Regions from separate parts of the Homo sapiens genome. Here region 2 is linked to region 1. A link is a loop called in an ENCODE intact Hi-C map of the cell type or tissue named here. Cell type or tissue: Calu3. All regions are shown on one strand.

Evidence for each region. A loop is a pair of places that touch in the nucleus more often than their neighbours do. Peaks named below come from ENCODE experiments on the same cell type or tissue, not always from the same donor. Only the 100,000 strongest peaks of a DNase experiment are listed, where the experiment ranks them.
Region 2: a loop joins it to region 1, with 12 times the contacts of the local background. A loop is called at or near these places in 3 of 110 quality-filtered maps.

What each region holds. Positions count from the first base shown.
Region 1 is chrX:20,526,645-20,534,644 of GRCh38, forward strand. No RefSeq gene overlaps it. Among named protein-coding and RNA genes, the nearest start is that of RPS6KA3, 260 kb to the left of the region's middle. In Calu3, CTCF peaks have their summits at 1,003 (motif pointing right) and 3,847 (motif pointing right); a DNase peak (open chromatin) is centred at 3,877.
Region 2 is chrX:20,965,296-20,973,295 of GRCh38, forward strand. No RefSeq gene overlaps it. Among named protein-coding and RNA genes, the nearest start is that of CNKSR2, 410 kb to the right of the region's middle. RefSeq lists an enhancer at 7,689-8,000. In Calu3, no CTCF peak of the experiment used is centred here; a DNase peak (open chromatin) is centred at 3,916.

The DNA of each region.
Region 1 (8,000 bases):
GCCTCACATTAAGCATTTTTTGTGTACTCTTGCAGTAAAACATTTGAACATTTGTTTATAGCTATAGCTCATGATAGATGTTTTTAACTTCAGAAACTTCAAAAGTTTTACAAAGTCATATTAGATGAGTGTATTCTCATATGTCTTCTTCAAGTTGATGATTCACAATATAAACAGTTGTCCTTATTGTGCATAGGCCTTTTCCTAAAATGCATACTTTTGATTGAGTATGTTTACCTCTTACTGCTTTTAAGCCTCTAAACAAGAAATGAGAGTTTTATCTTCATCTACTCTCCTCCCACTTTTGTCTACTTCAAAATTCGGTATCTTGATTAATTACCATCTCCCATTTTGCTTAGCCGGAAACTCTACCAACTTCCTTCCTTATCTTCTTCCTATCTAATTGCCCACCAAATCCTATTAATTCTACCGTCAGATGTATTTTAGGTCTCTCTTCACTTTAAATTTCTGCTCCCATCCTTACTGCCATGGTTGAATTCCTGTAGTTACTTACTACATATTCCTTCTATTGTATTTGCCATACAAATACGCCATGGTAAGAGAACAAGCTTGGGCTAGGTTGCCTGGTTCAAAGTCTGGCTCCAGCACTTAACTCCGTGTGACTCTGGAGGGAGTTATATAACCTCTCTGAGCCTCAGCTTCCTCTGTAAAACAAGGCTAAAAACCTCACAGGAGTACTGAAAACATCAGATGAACTAAAATGTATAATGCACTTGAATCAATGTCTGGCACCTAGTAGTATTACGTAAATATTAACTTATTAATAATGGTTTTGCTTATAGCATATTTTTGCTGTAAATATTTAAGTGGTTGATTCCTCCAGTAGACCTTATTATGGGAAGGGCTACGTTATTATTAGTATTTAAAAAATAGTAGCATGAGTATTTTAATCGCTAGCTCTTTGTATAGTGTAGGGGCATTTAAAGATTTAATCCAATGAATTTCACTTGTCAGAATAGGACAGTTCTACATAACAACCACTAGATGGAAGCAAAACCTTTTATAAAATCATTTATCACCAGAAACTGCTGCAGTGTACGGAACATCTACCTCTTTTGTCTCTTTTATTTCTACAACCTAATTATCACCAAGAACAAAGTAACACCACCACCATCATCAATAACAACAGCTACAACAAAGGCAGCTCATGAAAAGGCCCCAAACTTTGTGTATTGAACCCAATTCAGAATTAAGGTTTTGGAATGTATTTGCTATACAATTTAGAAATTATTAGTCAAAAAATGCTGACAATATTGTCACTGAACCGAAAGCCAGCTGGCACCCAGCCACACTTACATAAGAAGAGTCTCTGAAGGCTTGTCGCAGGAAAGATGTAGACCTCCTGCTCTATGCTGTCTGACTGCCACATAACGACCAATTGTCCCTGTGAATGACACATCTCTCATTATTAATAAAGAATTGCTGCTTTCCTATATTGTTTGGGATGGGGTGATTTATAGGTAATTGATGATTTAATTACTGGGTTTATTGTCTTCTTTGGGAGTTTCCGTATCTCATCTTCAAATATGTATTTGTTATCTTTCATTTGCAATGAAGGGATTCATTTCTTTCTCCCTTGTTTACTTTCAGGTCCTCAGCCTTTTCTTTCTCCACATGCTTCTTATGGCTGACAATCTCATATCAGTGACACCTCCCATTACAGTACTGTCAGCAAGGATTCCCAGTGGGGAAGGGGCTATGCATAGTTGGATTACCCCAACCCCAGATTCTGTTGAGCTGTTAGCTTTCTCTAATTAGTCCTCTCTATCATCAGAAATGAATTGACACTCACTTTTTCTCGCACAGTGGGACTTGCTTTCTCTAACACCCATAGGCATTCGTGGGCTCTTTCACTTTTCTCCCCCCTTCCTTTCTCCACCCCCTCTCTATCTCCCATTCTATCTCACCTCCCTCTTACACTCTCTCCCTCTTAACATTCTACTTATTTTCCTTCTACCGTGCAATGCTATATTAACCATATAACAACAAGAGAACATCCATATAATATAAATTTGATCTCAAAAGTGAGAAGAGTTTTCTTGCATATAAAATATGAGATATCTTGGGAGAAAAAAAGTTTCTACTTAAAATCAATGCTTCACCATTGCCCAAAGCTGAATGAGCATCAGTTGAATGCACAGCAGCGCCGAAGTGCAATGACCTACTTAGGATCACTCTAAATTACTTGGATGAAAAATGATTTCAATTCAAATCTTTTTTCTTATCACAATTTCTTTCCAGGTGGAAAGATGTTTTACTTGCCCACTCATTGCTCTAACCAAATCTCCATCTGAGATTTAGACTTCTTTAAATGCAGTTTGGAACATTAGCAAATAGGAGTCAGGTTATTAAAACTAAATTGAATTTCTCAGACGTCCTCTTTTCTTTCCACAGAGCAGTCAAGTGAGAAAGCTCATCCAAGGAGCAGGAAGGCTGATTTTTGGTTACCCTCCTGTGATCACGGCTGCTCTGTTCACCTTAGTCACTAAACACATGCTGCCTTGGTAGGAAAACAAATGAGCTAAAGCCATCCCCAGCACACTGCTGGCCATCATCAAGACTTGAAGGAATTTCAAAGAAGCAAAATATGTGTCTGTATTCCCCTGGGGCAACGTGAATCCCGCTAAGTATTTTGCTTTCTGGATACACAAATGTAGCAAGAGGTTCTATTCTATACCTGTGTGCTTGCTGGCTGGCACAAAATGTATGCACAACTACAGACGTCTGGATTTGTTTTCACGAGCAGCTGATGGAGGATTCTCCAAGCACGTGGGTAAAACTGTGGCCGTGTGATCTGCCTTCTTGGTCTCACAGCTGGCCTCACGGCTGCTTTATATAATGTGGTTTGTTTGCTGATGGGCTCGTGTTTGATTGGTTCCAGAGTGGGAACAGCAAAACCTGTGCATAGTCCCCGTGAGTGCTAGACTCAGCCAGCTGATTTGATTTTGTATTTCTTGTGCACCAAGAGGTCAAACTGAGCATCACCAAGGAAATAAACGTGGGTGCTTGTGCACAGCGAGGTTAGGAATGATCTGGATGAATAATGGAGGCAGTTGAGGTGGCCTGAATTAGAGATGTCTGTGGGTGGGGGGGAGAGTGAAAAAGGAGAAGCAGGGAAGGGAATGATGAGGGGAAATTCTTTCAGCCACTAGCAGCTAAGCATAGATCAGTGGAATGCATTCCTTATCAAATGTGAGCAGGAACCAGGGAATGGAATATTGCCGAGTGGAATGCCTAATAAAGTAACTGGCTTTCTCTTGCTGCCCTTTCCATCTAAATACTTAAGTAAAGATATTCAGCAGATTGCAGGGCTTTTACAAGGAGGCACAAAAGTAGAAAGAAAAGATTCATCAATGGGGGATTTGCCACTGAAGGCATAGCTTATTGTACTGTATTAAAGAAAAAAACTCCACCCCATTTGTTTTTAGTCAAAACACTTTAAAATTATCTCAATTTGCTTTGGAATTCATTTTGTCTGTCTTCCCAAATTGAGGGAACTGCACACCGCTTTTGACTATTTTAGTAAGAGTTTAACGTGAATAGCCCAAATCCTTACACCGCTGCCCCTTCGGAGTTGCTTTAACTTCTATAAATACACCCAGCAACAAGGTATTTTGAGAGCTCCCTAAGTAACAATGCTTTGAATTTCTCTTGTGCAAATCTCCACGAGAACTAAAGCAACTCTCAGTGGGTCCTCCATAACCGCCAACTTATGACTATAAAGTTGAACATTAATGAGTCCTCTGTAGCTCTTTCCCCCCCAATAAAATATTCTTTTTGGTATGATAATTTTGTTTACTTCTCCCGAGAGCCAGTCGTTACCAAAATTTACCATCAGAGGGCGCACATTCACAGAAAATGCAGCAGTTCCCTGCTCTGGCGGATTGCTTCCCCTCCTATTTGCAGGATGGAAGAAACAGGTTTTAGTCGGAGGTATTTTCAGTTCAAATTCAAGTTCTAGAACTTTGATTTATTATTAGCCTGTTCTCTTACTTGGGTGGAAGGGAAGAGAGAAAAACAGGTCTGTCTGCAACCATTGTGTTCTACCCCCATTCAGGGACAGCCTCAGAAACTGCAAGGTTTCAAAGATAATCAAAACAAGTCTGATCGCTAATGGATCTGAGGGCATAGGCTCCAGCCTCTCTAAAATGACAAATCGCTTCACGTTACCCAAGAAACCACAAAAGATTCACACCCACCCCCTCCTCCCCCGAGCCCTGTCCTTCTGCAAGTGATTTGCAATCCCAGACAAGTATTATATAACGATGAAACAGAAGCCTGGAGCTTTGGTTTGTTATTTCTTTCGGAGAAAAGACATTAAAAAACTGTTATTATATCACTATCCTAAATGCCTGTGAGAAAAACATTTCAGAGAATTGTTAGAAACGCGGGGCAGTGGAACTGAAATTTGCATTAGTGCTAAAGATTGTGAGCATCTGTAATTGCCCAAGGGGGCAGTTTGAATGAAAAGACACACACCGGTGGGGTGAATGGAAAAAGCTACAGACCTGAAGTGGGGGAAGCTGGGGGCCTAATCCTGGCTGACTGCTAACTAGCTGGCTGAGCATCCTTGAGTTAGTTACTTAACGTCTTTGGGCCTGAGTTCTGCAAGCTGGCAATTAGATGATGTCAGAATGCCTTCCATTCTACTAAGTTATCTTCTCAAGGACAAATGTAGATAATGTTATTAATTTGACTTCTGTGGAGAATACAGCAGCACCCAATAATAAATTAACCATTTTGCAGGTTATTTTAATACTGCATTTCAAACAGCTCTGAAGTACTTTATAAGTCATATTTATGAAAATAGCCCATTACTTAGCAATAATTTCTCTAGTGTTTTGATGGGAAGAGCTGCAGAGCAGTTCTCTCTGGGCAATGCTAGACAGACACTGTGGTATATGGTAAAACAGACGAACAAACAAACAAACAACAGACAGGTTTGGACCCTGGATCCATTTTAATTTGCTATGTGACCTCAGACAAGTTACTTAACCATCTGGGCTTTTGATTCTTAGACTGCAAGAATCTTTTAGGGTTATAGTGAGAAATAATGAGCTAATTAGATGGCTGGGCACATACCAAGCCATCATTATATGAGAACACTTCACTACTATTAATATTTATCGTTACCACTAAAACATCCAACCTATAAAACTGCTCAAAGAGTTATTTAACCCCAGATAACTATGCAATATTTAGCTCTCTTAGTCATATGTTTACTAACGTAGGAACTTCAGTGTTGCAAAATCTCGAATGAAGAAATTGAAGGAGGATTTTTCAGAGATATGATCCTTGGAAAATGACCTCATCTGGGTCTCCAAAAATTGGAATTTGGGGACTTTTAGATCATCTAGTCTCTGCAGCCTAAACGAACAATGGGAGAAATTTGTTATGGGCAGGGTACAGATTTCCATAGTGTAGTGTGGTGCTCGCAGGTGGAAAGTGCTGGTGTGCAAAGGTGGGAGGAGGAGTGGGGGCTCCACCGTTCTGGTGGTAGCAGCCCCACAGTCATTCCCATGTCTCCTTCAAAGTTTGTGTCGCCCAGCTGGACACAGAAAAGACAGAATTATTGGAAAAATATGGTGAAAGCCAATACCAATACCAGTTAAACTGAGTCTAGAGGATGGTGTGCGAAGCAACTTAATTGAACATGTGAGCCCAGGGGTGGGTGGTTCTCTCCTTTTTTAGTTCTCGGGCCATATGCATTTGTAGCAGATGCTCTTGGTGCCCTGCCTGCAGCCCCCAGAACTCACTTTACTTGCTGCAGGATGCTTTGTGGGAATGTCTGTGACTCTCTGTCTGAGGTTTTTTTTCTAACTGGGGAATATGGTCCGTCCATACTCAGCTGTCCCCAAAGCAGCTCTCAACCAATGACCGGCATGGGAGTGGGTGGAGAAATAGCTCAGTTTCCTCCCATCCTGGTTAGGTTAACTCTGGGTTATGTTCTATGCTATCTTCCGGAGTTCCTCAAAGGATGCTCACCCTTTACTGGCTGCCTTCCCTTCTTGGGACCACTTCCCTTTTCTAGTGCTGTGGACAGAGTGCTGCCACCATAAATCCTTGTTTCTGGGTCTGCTTCTGGGAGCACCTGACATAAGATACCAGGATTAGCTTCTATTTCAAAATTTACAAGTGATTTTCTGCATACAGAACATGAGTTATGGTGCCAAGCCAATCTAGGGCTGCAACTAGGCACTGCCATTTACCAGCTTGGCAACCTGGGGTCAAGTTCTTTAACCTCTCCAATTTTCAGTTGACTTATCTAAAATATGAAGAGTGTAATGATACCTAGTCATCAGATTGATGCGATAATTGAATGTGATTCTGCGTGTCAAGTCCCTGGCACAGCATCTGCCTCATAGTAAGTCTTAGCTTTCAAGTAAACATTGGCAACCACTGACTACTATTGTTCTTAATTGCCCTTCTAAATGTATGTAGGAGAGCTCTTATATTGGCCATATAAAATGTCTTCTGAGGCTACCGTGGAAATCAGGAGAGAAAAACAATGATCTGTAGCCTTTTAATTCCCATGGGAGAACATTATTGCCTCAGGAACCTAAGCTTCATTTAAAAAAATGCTATATGAGCAGGAAGGAATGGAGACACAAAAACCTAATGCCTGTGAAAGTGATCTGCCCCAGCTGGGCTCTGAACATGATAGGTGTGCAAGTGGGAGCTCAAACAGTGAACAAAGCCAGCATCTGAGGCATTATTTTTAGAGGCTGGAGAAATGCTGGGGAAGAAGTAAGAGGGGAAATATGCAGCATTTATGTAACACATTTCCAAGTAGCTCTGAAAGGAAGTTTTATATTTAATGGAGTTGTTAACAATTGGGATTGAAAGCCTAAAATAGAAGTAAGAACACTTAGCCAACTTGGGAGCATTTCGTTGGATCTGCTGTAGAATATTAGGTTTGGAGAAGTTATGCAGGGATAGGTAATATACATGGAAATGAACATAGCCCTGTTATTAAGTTCATGTCTGATTTTTGTCTTAAGACTCTTACTAATGTTTTTTCTCCATTCTGTTGATTGAACCATATCTCTCTGCATAACACCAGCTTTCCTTGCCCATTAGCTTTTCTCTTTTCTTCCTCTGAATCAAATAGTGTTTTCGACTTCAGTGCTTTTGCTCATATTGCTTCCCTAGTTGGGCATGCCTTTATGGTTACCCTCCTCCCACAGAAGTTCAATCCTTCTTCAAATTTCTTTGACAGCTGGGGGCCCCAGAGATTCTTTGACTTCTGGGGCTAGAAAGAAATTAGGTCCCTGTCGTGAAGGACTTTGGATGCTGTTGTCTTCAGCCTATAGAAATTGAAGTCACTGGAATCTTTTGGGAGGATAGTCACATTACTCACTGTGTGTCTCTGGAAGATATGAATAACTCTGGCAGCCATGTGAATGACAGCTTTGGAGAGGAAGAAACTGGTACCAGGTTGCAAGGCTGTTGCGACGGCTCAGGTGCCAAGAGGTCAGGATATAAGCTAGACAAAGAGTAGAGCCAAAGGGGCAGAAGGGATGACTTTGAGCGACCTCTTAAGGGCTAATTTGGAAAGCCTGATGACGAATTGCATGTGGGAAATGGAAGGAAGACAGGAAAACAGTAGCTGTGGAGGACCTGAGGCTTCCACAGATTTGTGGAGGACAGCAATAGAGGGCAGGGAATTGGATGGGAGAAGTAAGAATTTGATTTGGACGTGTGCTGCTTGGCCATTCATTTGTAGCTATCCCAATGTGCAACTGGGGATGTGGGTCTGAATCCCCAGACGAGGACGGAGGAAATGATATGGATTTGGAAGTCTTCTCAAAACACTTGGGAATGCAATTATTGGGAAAGAGAGTGAGTAAGAAAAGAAGATGTCTTTGGCAAAAGCTACAGGAAAATCCAATATTTAAAAGGCTGATGATGGAAGAGGAAACAGCAAATAAGAATGAGAAGTGATCTGAGAGGTAGAAGGAGACTCAGCATGTGTAGCC
Region 2 (8,000 bases), 440 kb after region 1:
TTTTTGCCCACGCCTTTGTCAATCTTGTCTCACAGCAATTCAGAGTACACCAGCTCTATGCCTTCTGCCTCAAACTTTATTTTACAAATGGGAACACTGAGGTACTTGGAATTCAAGTGACACTGTCAAGGTTTCACAATGAATTAGTAACACACCTAGGAATAGAACTCAGGCCTTATGGCTCCCGTGACCACACATTCTAGTGTTCTCCAACTCAGTTTGCTAAAGGGACAGCTTCTTTCTTAAGCTTTTCAGAATAAGAGCCCTTAATTCAAAGCAAGTTTTTTTAAAAAAAGAAGAAGAAAGGTAGAATCTCCAGGAACTAATGAAAACAGAAACTTGTTTAGGGACTTTGAGAACTACTTGCACCCTGAAGTTATTCCCAGAGGACAGGTTGGAGAAACAAACAAGAGTCAATTACTATTTTGACTCCAATTATGTGGTTAAAAAAATAATAATAGAAACCATTCCCGCCTTTCATCCCTTGAATACTGTTGACTAAAGGAGGAGCTGATTAGAGCTGTTAGTCTGGAATGCTGAGCAGCTCTGGGCAAGAACCGTGCGTTCCAAGCTGACCCTGTCCCACCAGGAAAAACAGGGTGAAAACAGTCATTGATCACACATTCCCAACTCTTTGCTTCACCCTGACAAACAGAGTATGTTTACTAAGATTGCTATAAAAGGTATTTATCTAATTAGAGACTGTTTCCCCCTTTTATTAGTAAGCAATTAGACCACACTTTAGTACATTAAGGAGGTTTTGTGAATCCAACTGCAAGCATATAAATTCTGTTATTGTGTAATTGTATATTGGGCATAAAACCACAGATTTTCTTCTACTTTGGCTTGACCATTTTTTAAAAGCAATTTAGGGTTTTCAAAGCTAATGCTTATGTGGTGAGTGTTTTTTAAAAGCCTAGGGTAATACATATAATTTAGCCATTCTTTGGTTTTAAATCCAAACCAGAAAATGACACAAATTCCATACAAACATGTATCAACTATTTATTCTGTCCTTCTTCATCTCAAAGCCTGGGGATAATTCTTTTGTTAAGTACAATGGTAGCATAGTATCACTCTTTAGCATAGAAACCATAAACTTTATCTAGCCAAATAATTCCACAAACCCCTGAATTAAACCTCTGTAGCTCATGTGCATATGACTGGATTCATCTTAATTACATTATGGCCAGGCACGGTGGCTCACCCCTGTAATCCCAGCACTTTGGGAGGCCGAGGTGGACAGATCACGAGGTCAGGAGCTCGAGACCAGCCTGACCAACATGGAGAAACCCCATCTCTACTAAAAAAAAATACAAAAAATTAGCCGGGCATGGTGGCACATGCCTGTAATCCCAGCTACTCGGGAGGCTGAGGCAGGAGAATCACTTGAACTCGAGACGCAGAGTTTGTGGTGAGCCAAGATCATGCCATTGCACCGCAGCCTGGGCAACAAGAGTGAAATTCATTCTCAAAATAAATAAATAAATAAATAACATCATGTTTGCAAGACAGGAGTGGGGAAGAAATGGAAAGATCATATCACTTTGACTATCAGCTTATTAGGTTAAATATATCAGGTTAGATAGAGCCATATGACATTACCAATATTTGACTATTTCTTACTTACAAATATGGTAATTTCCTATGGTTCAATTGCTATATATGTTGCACCAAGTTTTCACAAGGACACCATAAATGCCAAAATAAAAACCATTGACTCACACTCTTAATAAACAACTTTTTCATTTATAAAAGTATCCAAAGACTTTGTAAATTACATTGGTAACATATTTTACTACTAGATGCCCTTGAGACCTTAGGCAAAACACTAGGCTTTTGGGACCTTGTTTCCTTCTCTGACAGAGGAGAGGGTTGAACTAGAACTAAAAAAAAAAAAAAATTAAATTTCCATAAAAGGCATCACTAATCAAAATTAGGACACAGTGTAGATAACAATGCCATTATGTTAAGGAAGCTGAGATCTATGTCATTATGGAAATATTTCATAGTATTGCATTTTTATATGCTCTAAGAAACCTTTAAAGGCACTGAATTAGACAATGAAGAACTGATTTACTAATTGACTGTATGATAATAAAAATTAATAATACTAATGAGAACAACTAACATTTATTGACTACAAAATATGAGTTACACACAAATATGATTTGGCTCTGTGTCCCCACCCAAATCTCATCTCGAATTGTAATCCCCCATAACAGGGGAGGGACCAAGTGAAAGGTGATTGGATCATGGGTCCTTATTCCCCATGCTGTTCCTGTGATAGTGAACTCTCACAAGATCTGGTTGTTTGATGAGTGTGGGACTCTTCAGCCTTTGAGCACTCTTCTCTCTCCTGCCACCTTGTGAAGAAGGTGCCTGCTTCCCCTTTTGCCATGATTGTAAGTTTCCTGAGACCTATTCATCCATGCAGAACTGTGAGTCAATTAAACCTCTTTCCTTTATGAATTACCCAGTCTTGGGTAGTATGTTTATAGCAGTGTGAGAATGGACTAATACAACACTTAAGCACCTATTACACATTATCTCATTTGATTCTTATACCATACACACAAGCAGCAATGTGCTGGTAAATGCTTGATAAACAACTATCTCAGAGGACAAACAGCCCAGATTTGTAGTGTTTGCTGATTTCTACAGTGTAAATATTTTCACCTTGGCTGAATTCCAGCTACCAACCTGACTTCACAGACACAGCAGGACTAGGAAGAGACACCCAGTAGCATACTATTATATAGTATTTCCACCATACAAGTACAGTAGACATAAGTAACTTCAAGAACACAGATAATAATAAAATTTAGTAAAATAATTAGAAAGTGATGGGTTCTGGGTATTATTTTTGTTTTAACATAAAAGCATAATTTATATAATTTAATTTATAATAAAGGCTGTGTATAAAAACTAGTTCACAAAATTTTTGAACATTTAAGAGTTCTTATGAATCGAGGGCACCACTATATGTGAGGTTGACTTTACTAACCAGTCTTATTGAAAATAGGGAATAGTGGTTGGGCGCAGTGGCACATGCCTGTAATCCCAGAATATTGGGAAGCCAAGGTGGGTGGATCACTAGAGGTCAGGAGTTTGAGACCAGCCTGACCAACATGGTGAAACCCCATCTCTACTAAAAATACAAAAATAAAAAGAAAATTAGCCAGGCGTGGTGGCACATGCCTGTAGCTACTTGGGAGGCTGAGGCAGGAGAATCGCTTGAACCCAGGAGGCAGAGGTTGCAGTGAGCTGAGATCGCGCCACTGCACTCCAGCTTGGGAAACAAGAGCAAAACTCCGTCTCAAAAAAAAAGGAAACAAAAGAAAATAGGGAATAGTAATATACAAAAGGTGAAGAGGTGAAGTAAGTTGCAAAGATTGTCCTCTAGTAAGCTCAAATACTGATTTTCCAGACTGTAAAGCTTAACTCCTTAATTCTGAGGAAGCTTATACAATAGATTTTAAGAACATAACTTTTGTTATAGTAGGTAGCTAGTCAGGCATGAGCAGGGCAGGAGAGGGCTCCCCTCACCCCATCAGGAATGTCAGGCGACCGTCGGGTGATGGTCAGGCAGTTGTTAACTGTCTCTCTAAGATAATAATTGGACTCAGCCAGAGCCAGGGAAAGGCAGTCTCCCTATAGATAGCAAAAACCTGAAACTGGTGATTAGTAGCTTTCCAATAAGCTCTCAGGGATTGGGGGAGTGAGATCAAGCATGTGCATTAAGAGGCAAAGTGGCAGAGTTTAACTGGTATATGACCTTCGTCCAGGAATGCTAGATTGGTAAGGGAAGAAAACCTCAAGTGAGCATGCATAAAATTCCAGTAAACACACTGCGTATGCTCCCCTCCCACATGCTAGCAGGCCATTGTGCATGTAGACAGCACACCCCAAAGGAAGAATCAGGGAAGAAGGGACACAGATCCTGAAAGTATGCCAGTGTATAAAACCCCATGTCAAAAGGTCAAACCACAAACTTGTCTTTCAAGTTGCCCTCTTGGCCCTCTTCCAAGTATACTTTACTTTCTTTTCATTCATGCTCTAAAGCTTTTTAATAAACTTTCACTCCTGCTCTAAAACTTGCCTTGGTCTCTCCTTCTGCCTTATGCCCCTCCATTGAATTCTTTCTTCTGCAGAGGCAAGAATTGAGGTTGCTGCAGACCTGTATGGATTTGCCACAAGTAACACTTTTATATAATCCAAGACATACAAGTTTTTGATTGTAGCTAAAATGGCACTAAGCAAGGCTAAAAGGGAAAAAAGTAAAGCAAGATGAAAATTTAAAGGAATGTTTTCTAGAAGAAGGCCTATTGAGAGAAATGTTACCAATGCAGGTCATTTGGTAACACATTTCTGTTTTATGACATTTTCTAAGGTTAGTCAGAAGGAACTAGTAATTGTAAAAAGAGAAACCAGAACAGTGAACAAGCCAATCTATTCTTACACATCACCAAGTGGTACTGAGGTGCAAAATTCCCATGGGAGGGGCTCACCAGTCTGGAATGATTCAAGGAACGCTCTTTTTTGTTTGCCTACACTGGAGTCTCTGTAAATTATGACAGATATCACCACATTTTTTCCCCAATTGTTTGAGACTTTTTTTTTCCAGATAAAAGAAGGAAAATTCTACATTCATGTTGATAACTTTTTGATCTCTGGGTAATTTCCAATGCATTTTATAAAATAACTTATATAAATGTGGTTGTTACAGAATTTCACCTATTCAGAAGTTTTAAGCATTTTAATTAGACAGTGCTTCGTTGGTATCACTGGATAAGTACTCCAAACTAAGCATAAATGAGTCAAGCTTTCATGCCTTTCATGAAGATTCAGGCTTACTCTGACACTTACCAGACACAAGATCAATGTCTGGCCATAGTAAGTGCTATGTAATCGTTAGCCATTATTATTAGCATTTAGAAGTGCTGTGTTTCTGGTGGGTTACAGATTCATGCTGTGGGCAGAGTTTCCTCAGAATGCTCCTCATATGCAACGTTAGCTACAGGCTGCCAGAATTTGTCCTTTAATAGTACTGGTATGACAAACATTTTCAGTTGGTCTTTGGTGTACTTGGATTTCTGGTGCTAGAAATGTTTTATTACTTATGGAGGCCCATCGTAGAAGCAACATTTTCCCCCAAAAGAGTTTCAGTTCTGGCTGTCTTAGGATTTAGGCTCATAAGGTATTTGGGCTGATGTTGGGTGATGTCAGTTCATGTGAAAACTGTGCTTTTGATAGTACAGCCAGTGCATCTTTTTACGAGGGTTGAGGTCAAAGGAACTTCCTCATGGTAGTTGGAAACTGACTTATTTGTCAATTCTTGCTTTACAATGGGTCTCTAAAAGTTCTCAAAGTAACATATAAACAAATGTAGTACATGTTTCAGTATTTATAGCAAACTGTAAGGTAGACTTATGAGCTTCATTAGAATTGATTACAGAAATGCTCATTTTGTATAATGGGTAGTAAGAACAGTGAGCAGTCTAGGGAGCAACCAGCCTTCTCACACTTTCTGCCTTGAAGTTAGATCCTTTGTATACATCTTTTCTTTTTTTGTAGAGATGGGGTTCATGTTGCCTAGGCTGGCCTTGAACTCCTAGCCTCAAGTGATCCTCCCACCTCGGCCTCCCAAAGTGCTGGGATTACAGGCGTAAGCCATCATGCCTGGCCCATGTTCATCTTATACTTTGTTTTTATGCTTTGCTATTGCTCCCTGTTATTATATTGAATTCATGTTTATTACTAAATTTCTAACCACCTTATCAGAAATGGCAACTCCTTCCATAATTTTACTTATTTGAACATATATAATCTTTTCACCATCATAGCAGCCATTTCAAATCATCTCCTTTTAGAGCTGGTAAAGGCCTTCAGGTTCATTTAGCATAAACTTGTTATTTCACAGTTGAGGAATCAAAGGTCCAGTGAGGTTAAATGTCTTGCCTAAAAAACTCGGCACATCAGCATCTTATTAGTTCTGAACTTTGCATTTTTGAGTAAGTTATAAGCAATGTGTGGAATACCATCCACTTGTAAAATGAATAAACTTTCCTTAACAATTTTAACTTCCTGGAAAGAATTTTTTCAACAGAGCAATAAAATGACATCAGTGAAATCAATCGTGTTGTCTTGATAGGTCATAAAACCTTGGGCAGTGACCACTGAGTGAGAGACAGGACTAGCTGGATTTCCTAGGCTGACTAAGAATCACTAAGCCTAGCTGGGAAGGTGACCGCATCCACCTTTAAACACGGGGCTTGCAACTTAGCTCCCACCTGACCAATCAGGTAGGAAAGAGAGCTCACTAAAATGCTAATTAGGCTAAAACAGGAGGTAAAGAAATAGCCAATCATCTATTGCCTGAGAGCACAGCGGAAGGGACAATGATCAGGATATAAACCCAGGCATTGGAGCAGGCAATGGCTACCCTTTTTGGGTCCCCTCCCTTTGTATGGGAGCTCTGTCGTCACTCTATTAAATCTTGCAACTGCACTCTCTTCTGATCCGTGTTTGTTACGGCTCGAGCTGAGCTTTCGCTCGCTGTCCACCACTGCTGTTTGCCGCCATTGTAGACCCGCTGCTGACTTCCATCCCTCAGGATCTGCCAGGGTGTCTGCTGGGCTCCTTATCCAAGGAGGTGCCCATTGCCACTGCTGATTGGGCTAAAGGCTTGCCATTGTTCCTGCACGGCTAAGTGCCCGGGTTCGTCCTAATCCAGCTGAACACTAGTCACTGGGTTCCACGGTTCTCTTCCGTGACCCACGGCTTCTAACAGAGCTTAACACTCACCACATGGCCCAAGATTCCATTTGTTGGAATCTGTGAGGCCAAGAACCCCAGGTCGAGAACACGAGGCTTGCCACAATCTTGGAAGCGGCCCGCCACCATCTTGGGAGCTCTGGGAGCAAGGACCCCCGGTAACATGAGGAAACAAGATAATGCAGTGGGGGGAGAGTGGTGGTGACTAAGCTGTGCTGTCCAACACAGCTGCTACTAGTTACATGTGGATATCATAATATTTAAGTTAATTAAAAGTAAATAAAACTAAAAATCCATTTCCTCAGTCCTACTAGTCACATTTCATATGTTCAATAGCCATGTGCGACTAGTAGCTATGGTATTAGGCAGCATAGAATATTTAGATAAAGTATCTCCATCATCCCAGAAAGTGCTATTGGACGGCATTAGAAGGTCTGTTTGAATCTCCACTCAACTGCCAATTTTTTTGGAGGCTTCTAAACTGGGAAGCTTCGTCTTTCTTGAGATAGGTGCCAATCCTGACACCAGGGAGATCTCTCAGGGAATGGACAGAGGCTTTCCAGAGTAACAATCTACTCAGCTCCTAAGCTGCACAACAACCCCTGACAAAAGAATTAGACTCAGTAGCTCATGCTCCTGGCTCATCTCACTCTTGCCTTGTTTTGGGAGTGATGGTGCAGGGGAAAGCATGAAAGAGGGAGGGGCCAGAATTTAGCATATCGCAAATAGTCTGAACCTTGCTTAACTTTTTACTTGTCTACAGTCTTCTTACCCCCAACTCCCCAATGTCTTCATCTTCACTAGACAGCAGAGACATGGCCTTGATGAAGTCCAATCACTTTCTGCTTCTTTGGGGCAGGAGGAAGTAATTAGATAGATTCTAGGGAAAGAGATGTGTGAAGACAGGAGCCTCACCAAATTTGCTGAGGTCCTCAACATGGTCAGCTCAGTCAGCTCCACTGAGGGTACAAAGATGGTAAAAATTACTTTATAGGGGCTCCTTTTCCCGGGGGTCCTTTTTATTTTCAGCTCCCCTGACCTGAAGGCCTGAGACTGGGCTTGGCTATCTAAGACCCCTCACTATCCACCTTGGCAGTGTATAGGTCCGCAGGAGACAATAGTCCTTCCCTACCCTGCAATGGAAACGCCATTGTAATTCATAGTAAGGAGTCAATAAAGACTTAACAGGTCTTTCTCCCAGAAGTATTTACATTTCAAAAACT